2 separate regions of the Homo sapiens genome follow, and region 1 is linked to region 2. A link is a contact called in ENCODE Hi-C or POLR2A ChIA-PET data. All regions are on one chromosome and are shown on one strand. The core of a region is the stretch at or near the end of the contact, and the rest is flanking DNA. Distances in the headings are between cores, read along the strand shown. Region 1 has its middle 67 kb from the start of LINC03069. Region 2 holds the start of LINC03069 (long intergenic non-protein coding RNA 3069).

Evidence for each region. Hi-C counts contacts between places; a loop is a spot of excess contacts on that map. ChIA-PET counts read pairs that join two places held with the same protein, here RNA polymerase II (POLR2A).
Region 1: a loop to region 2 is called in a map of heart left ventricle, with 4 times the contacts of the local background. The contact joins the enhancer-like site here to the promoter of LINC03069 in region 2. A Hi-C loop is called at or near these places in 1 of 168 maps with a recorded cell type or tissue (heart left ventricle). POLR2A ChIA-PET finds 5 or more read pairs at or near these places in 2 of 52 experiments (AG04450 and OCI-LY7).

The regions. Positions count from the first base shown.
Region 1 is chr18:56,256,652-56,259,643 of GRCh38, reverse strand. No RefSeq gene overlaps it. Among named protein-coding and RNA genes, the nearest start is that of LINC03069, 67 kb to the right of the region's middle. Within about 2 kb of position 1,308, at least 2 of the 41 ENCODE cell types and tissues checked have a DNase peak (open chromatin) inside an H3K27ac peak, as active enhancers do.
Region 2 is chr18:56,189,910-56,193,034 of GRCh38, reverse strand. It overlaps LINC03069 (long intergenic non-protein coding RNA 3069), which reads left to right and starts at 1,773. Exons shown (of 9, transcript NR_148972.1): 1 at 1,773-2,271.

The sequences.
Region 1 (2,992 bases), core at 59-2,558, 67 kb before region 2:
AAGGGAAACTCTTATATTCTATTTTATTAATAGTTTTTTTAAAAATTAGAAACTGATAGTGAATTTTATCCCATGCTTTACTTTCTATCAGGATGGTTATATGAATTGTTTATTTTGTCCAATTGATGTTGTAACATATATCAATCCATTTTCCAAGTTGGAGCGCCATTGCATTCCTGGAATAAACCCTACTTGGTTATGATGCATAACCTTTGTGTTATACATCTGAATTTAGTATACTAAGGTTTCATTTAGCATTTTTTTGTATCTATTAGGCATAAGTGTGGGATTAGTTACTATTGTGCTAATTTTGTAACAGAAATTGGTATGTTTCCATCTTTTTATGCTTGCAAAATTTAAATGATGTAGGGATTTTCTGTTTCTTGAAGGTGGTTAGAACTTCCGCAGACAAAAGTATAGGGTTTTTGTGTGGATCATATTTTAATAATTGCTTTTCATTTCTTTAATAATTTTGGTTTATTTGAGTTTTCTATTTCTTCTTGAGTAAGTCTTGTAATTTATATTTTTCTAGAAAATAATCCATTGACTGAGATTTTCGATTTAGTAAAATAGAATAACATATAGTTCCCTGATAATTTTTAAAGTAATCATATCTGTTGCTATATATACTTTCTCATCATTAATGCTATCCTTTTCTGTCTCTCTCTCTCTTTTATCTTTGGACTGGCCAGAGCGTTGTTTATCTTACTGGTCTTTTCAAAGAGCCTACACCTTTCCGTATGTGCTATGGAGACATGCACATACTACATACATCATGTGGCACAAGGAATTAGATCCTGCTAGCAACCAGTTGAGTGAGCTTGGAGACAGATACCCATCAGAAAAGCCTTCAGATAGGACGGCATGCCCAGCCAACACTTTGATTTGTGAGAGACGTTGAACCAAGGGCACCCTGCTAAGTTGCACCTGAATTCTTGCCCCACAGAGACTGTGACATAATTTGTGTTTTCTGTTTCAAAAAACTAATTTTGGGGGTAATTGTTATACAGCAATAGTCAACTAATATAGTAGATGATTGGGTCTCTTAGACATTTGTCAACGCTTTCTATTTGGTTTGTGCGGTCAGGTATTAAGGTCCCTGAGCTCTGTTGTTACAGAGAAATCAATCAACTAACACCAACTAAATAAATAAAATGTGCAAAGCGGGCCTTTCCTCTCAGAAGTCCCCTCTCTGTCACTAGAGAGAGAGCTGTTTTCCTTTCTCTTTCTCTCTCTCTTGCCTATTAAAACTTTGCTCCTAAACTAAAAAAAAAAAATTGTGTAAAGCAGAAGTCAGAGACTCTTAGATTGTGCAACTCTTGATTTGCATAACATCAACCTTTTGTAAGTTGTTCTATAAGGGAGAGAATATAGTTTTAGAGATGTGAAAATATTAGTGTGATATATGGAAATGTAAACTATCTCAGGCAGAGACGAATATTGGGAATAGAGAGGGAAAGGCAGAAGGCACTCACATGAGAGGGAAGGCCCTTCTGTTCAATCCCATGTGGTTTCTGGTACCATGTGTATTCTCATTGCATTATCTTGTGTTATTTTAGTTTATTAGTTTTATTCTCCCCTTTGCTTTATTTTATTCAGGACTAAAAATTGGCAAAGTAAGAGCAAGAAGAGAGGATCAGTTTCTAATTTAAGAAGAGGAATTTATAATAGAAAATAAAAATGTTAAAAAACCAAAGGCATCCACAGTCTAAATTTCATGAACTTCATTTGGGAAATATTTTTTAAATTATGGTAATTTATGGATAAAAAGCATGAAAGATGGGCTGGGGATGGTGCCTCATGCCTGTAATCCCAATACTTTGGGAGGCTAAGGCTGACGGATCATCTGAGGTCAGGAGTTCGAGACCAGCCTGGCCAACATGGTGAAACCCCGTCTCTACTAAAAATACAAAAATTAGCTGGGCATGGTGGCAGGCGCCTGTAATCCCAGCTACTCGGGAGACTGAGGCAGGAGAATCACTTGAACCTGGGAGGCAGAGGTTGCAGTGAGCTGAGATCGCACCATTGCACGCCAGCCTGTGCGACAAGAGCGAAACTCCACCTAAAAAAGAAAAAAAAATAAAAAAGCATGAAAAATGTTTTGCATCTTTGGAACTTACAGGGTTCACAAAGCAGGGTTCAGGAGAAAAAGTTACTCATAGAAATAGAGGACTGACTTACAAGGAAGATGATGAGTCATAGTTTAAAATGCTTGTCACTTAGCCTAATGACCGTCTAAGCAAAGTCTTGAAGTCAGAAAAAGGAAAGAGAAAGTACTGTGAACTCTTGCAGTATGAGGCTACTAGTGGGTCATGTCGGAATTTACATGATAAAAAAATGCATGTTGAGACTGCTGGAATAGACACAAAAAGCAAGAAAAAAAGTGGGAATATTAAAAAGAAATACAGGAGATGACACAGCACAGAAAGTCTTCAGAAAGTCTTATATGAATGAAAAGAGATTGACTGTAGAGAAAACATGCCCCTAAGAATATATATTTTCGAGAGTTAAAAGCAACTCCAGTATTGAAGGCTGTGAAAGATATACTTGACCTTGAGGCCAATGTCCTGAAAAAATGCAAATAGGAGCTGTTAGTCTTCTAATTTCTCCAAAGAGCTATGGGTAATTTAAAGGTCTTTGTGAAGTCTGTATTTTCAACGTACATCAAATCCATGCTTTGCAAGGCCTTCTTGAATGGGACTGTGATGTAATTTGGGGAGTGTCTGTATAATTATAATCCCTTCCTTCAAGGAGTTCATATTTGGCCATAAAGAACAATGCTCAGCCAGGAGCGGTGGCTCATGCCTGTAATCTCAGCACTTTGGGAGGCCAAGGTGGGTGGATCACTTAAGGCCTGGCCAACGTTGTGAAACCCTGTCTCTATTAAAAATAGAAAAACTAGCTGGGTATGGTGGCACGTGCCTGTTGTCCCAGCTACTCGGGAGGCTGAGGTACAAGAATTACTTGAACTCAGAAGGCGGAGGTTGCAGTG
Region 2 (3,125 bases), core at 524-3,023:
CATCCAAACAATATCAATGGATAATCAAAAAGTCGTATATACATACAATGGAATACCATTTAGCTTCGAGAAAGGAAGGATATTCTGACAAATGTTACAACATAGATTAACCTTGAGGACATTATGCTAAGTGAAATAAACCAGTCACACACAAAAAAATATGGTATGACTCTACCTATATGAAGTACCTAAAATAGAAAAATTCATAAAGAGAAATTAGAATGGTGGTTACTAGAGGCTAGGGGGAGGCAGGGAATGGTGAATTGTTTGATGGTACAGAGTTTCAGCTTTTCAAGATAAAGAGTTCTGGAACTTGCTTGCACAAAAATGTGAACATACTTAACACTACTGAAGTATATATCTGATAAGATATACTGAATTATATATCTGATAACACATACTGAACACTATTTAAGTGTACAGTTAAGTACACTTAAAATGGTTAAGATAATAAATTTTATGTGTTTTTAAAGTCATAATTAAAAATTTAAAAATTAAGGCAAGTGATTTTTAATCCCCTTCTCTGTTTCAGATATGGTATTAATTTTAGCAGAGAGGAAGAAAGAAATATCTAGTAACTCCCAGGAAAATAGGCTCCCTGGATGCATAATCCAGAGATTATATATCAATGTGGTTGCACTTTGTGGCTGAATTTAGAAAACTCTAGCCTATAAAATTATAGTTGGTTACTAACATTTGGTCATCAATGAAATGACCGGAACAAAGGCTCTAATGACTAGGTTATCAGGAAACTTATCTGAATTCTCCATTGTGCTCTCAATGTGGACATACTTTTTATAATCAAAGTACCCATCAGCTAGAGCTGGAGAAGATCTGGGCTCTCTCACTGGTGCCACTGCTGATGGCATGTGTGGCTGGGCATTCTCAGCCTGTGTTCCTCGTTTACAAACAAAGATGGCCAGCTCATCCACATTGCTTGTGTTTCCTCATGGCATAATTTACTCCTTCCTGCTGCACAGGGAAATGTTTCTCTGTATGTGTTTAGTGGTATTGATTTCTATTTTTTACTCTATACCTGCTTTCTAAATTGTAACTATTAAAACATTTTTAAATTGTGGAATTAATAAAACTCTATTACTAATGTTCCAAAGAGAGCACAAGCCAGATATTTCAATTGAAGGAATTTAATAAAAGTAATTCACTATAGAGTTGCTGGAGGGGCTGAAAATAGGTGAGGTGCTGCTACTCTTAGGGTCATAAAGGGAAAAGATGGGAGTCCAGATTGACTAACAGGTGGGAGCTAGAACTACGAAGAAAGTCTGGTGGGAGCTGGGACCACGACATGGGCTGCAACTACGATGGAGCTGTTGGAGGTACTACGTGAGGGATGAGGAGGTGGGCCGCTCTCCCCTCCCACCCTCCAGTTTCCACCAGTGCTGCCCATTGATTTAACCTTAATGGAAGCCAGTGAGCAAGAGCATCTGGGAATTATAACTTGTAGAGATTAGCTCTCTACAGAGCAGAACGAGGGAAGGAAGTGTGAATGGATCTGACAGCCAACAGGCAAATGACCAGTACAAACAGCAAACTTCAAAACCATATATTTATTTATCAGGATTACAATTAGGTATGCCACCTCCCCTATAGATAAGTAACTACCTGGGACCAGGGATAGAGATAATTTGAAAGAGTCTTTGGCAAATAATTAATCTGAGTGTACTTAGACCCGCACTTCTTCACACAAGCAGATTAATTGTTTTTTAGTGAAGTATTCAAATGCAGAAACACTAAGGACTTAGAAACCAAAAATTAATTAGCGTGGGAGGAAGAGACAGTGAAGCAGCCCCTTAAAAATGGTCTTTCGGGTGGAAACACTTTATTTGGGAAGCAAAGTGCAAGATTCAGCAATAGAAACCACTCAGTGTCCTTGGTGAATGATTTGATCCTGGCCATCAGAACCTTTACTTCAGCCAGCAATAAACTCTTAGAAACAGAAGCTTCGAGGTATGTACTCCTGTTCTGCACGAACAAGTTTTCTGGTTGAACATGCTGAACCTCTTAAAAAATTCAGAACAAGTTTTCTCAGAGTTTACAAAGGGATTTCAATCACATGAAGAGAGGAAAACACACTGAGTCGTAACAGTGACATCAAAATACTTTTGAAGTTGACTGAAAATGTGGTTGCTTTTGTTTGAGAATGGCAAATTAAAGAATTGGATATTGGGTTCTTATCTCAGAAGAAACAAAGGAGGAGACCCTGAAAAACTGAACATGAAGAGGAAGAAGTGGAGTTATGCAACTCTTCATAAGGTTGGTGAAAATTGTTAAATCTTTGTGAGTGGTTCTACAGAAACTGCCTGAGTTGAATGGTATGGGAAACTTCTAGTCTAATGGATCTCCTATCTTGATGTCCTTGACTCCCAGCTCATCAGAGGCTTTAGTTTTCCTCTTTTTAATTTGCCTCTTAATGTTAGAGTTTAGCTGTAAAGATAAAATGTCTAAGTTCCTTGTAGTAAGATTTCTAAGGAATAACACCAGTACTACAAGTAATGCCTCCCTCTTGGGGGTGGTGGGGCATGTGTGTTTGTGTATTGGTGATAGCTATAAAATAGAAATAGAACTTAGGAATTTTTTCCAGAAGTGCCCCACTGTTAGACTGTTCAGCCCCATACAGGCTGCTGCTGGAACCCCAAGTGATGTCTTATTAAGTCTTAGATCAACGGCAACTGGCAAGATACCTGGAAAAGCATTTCAGCATTAAAACAGTTTTAGGTCAAATGAGGCCTGGGGAACTGCAGCTTAATTTGATCCATTGCAGCAAAGAAACAACTAAAGGCTTTTAGGTATTTGGTGGCACAGGTCCCACCAGAAAGTAATATTCAGCACTCTGGGTCAATTCAATATTTAATTATATCAGTTAAGAAGGGAACTAATCAAATACAGGCTTTGTGCAAACGCTCTTTCTATATTTAACTCTACATGCCATGAACCTGCTAGAGAGGAAAATTTGAGTTTAATAATATTTAAAAGCTCTTTAAAAGAAGCACCGTCTATCCCTTTATAGGGGCTTGCGTTTTAAAAAATAGAAAATCTATCTCTTCGGGGCTTAGTGGGAGTTAAGCCGCCTGAGAACTGGACAGTTACTCAGGAGATACTATGTGGAG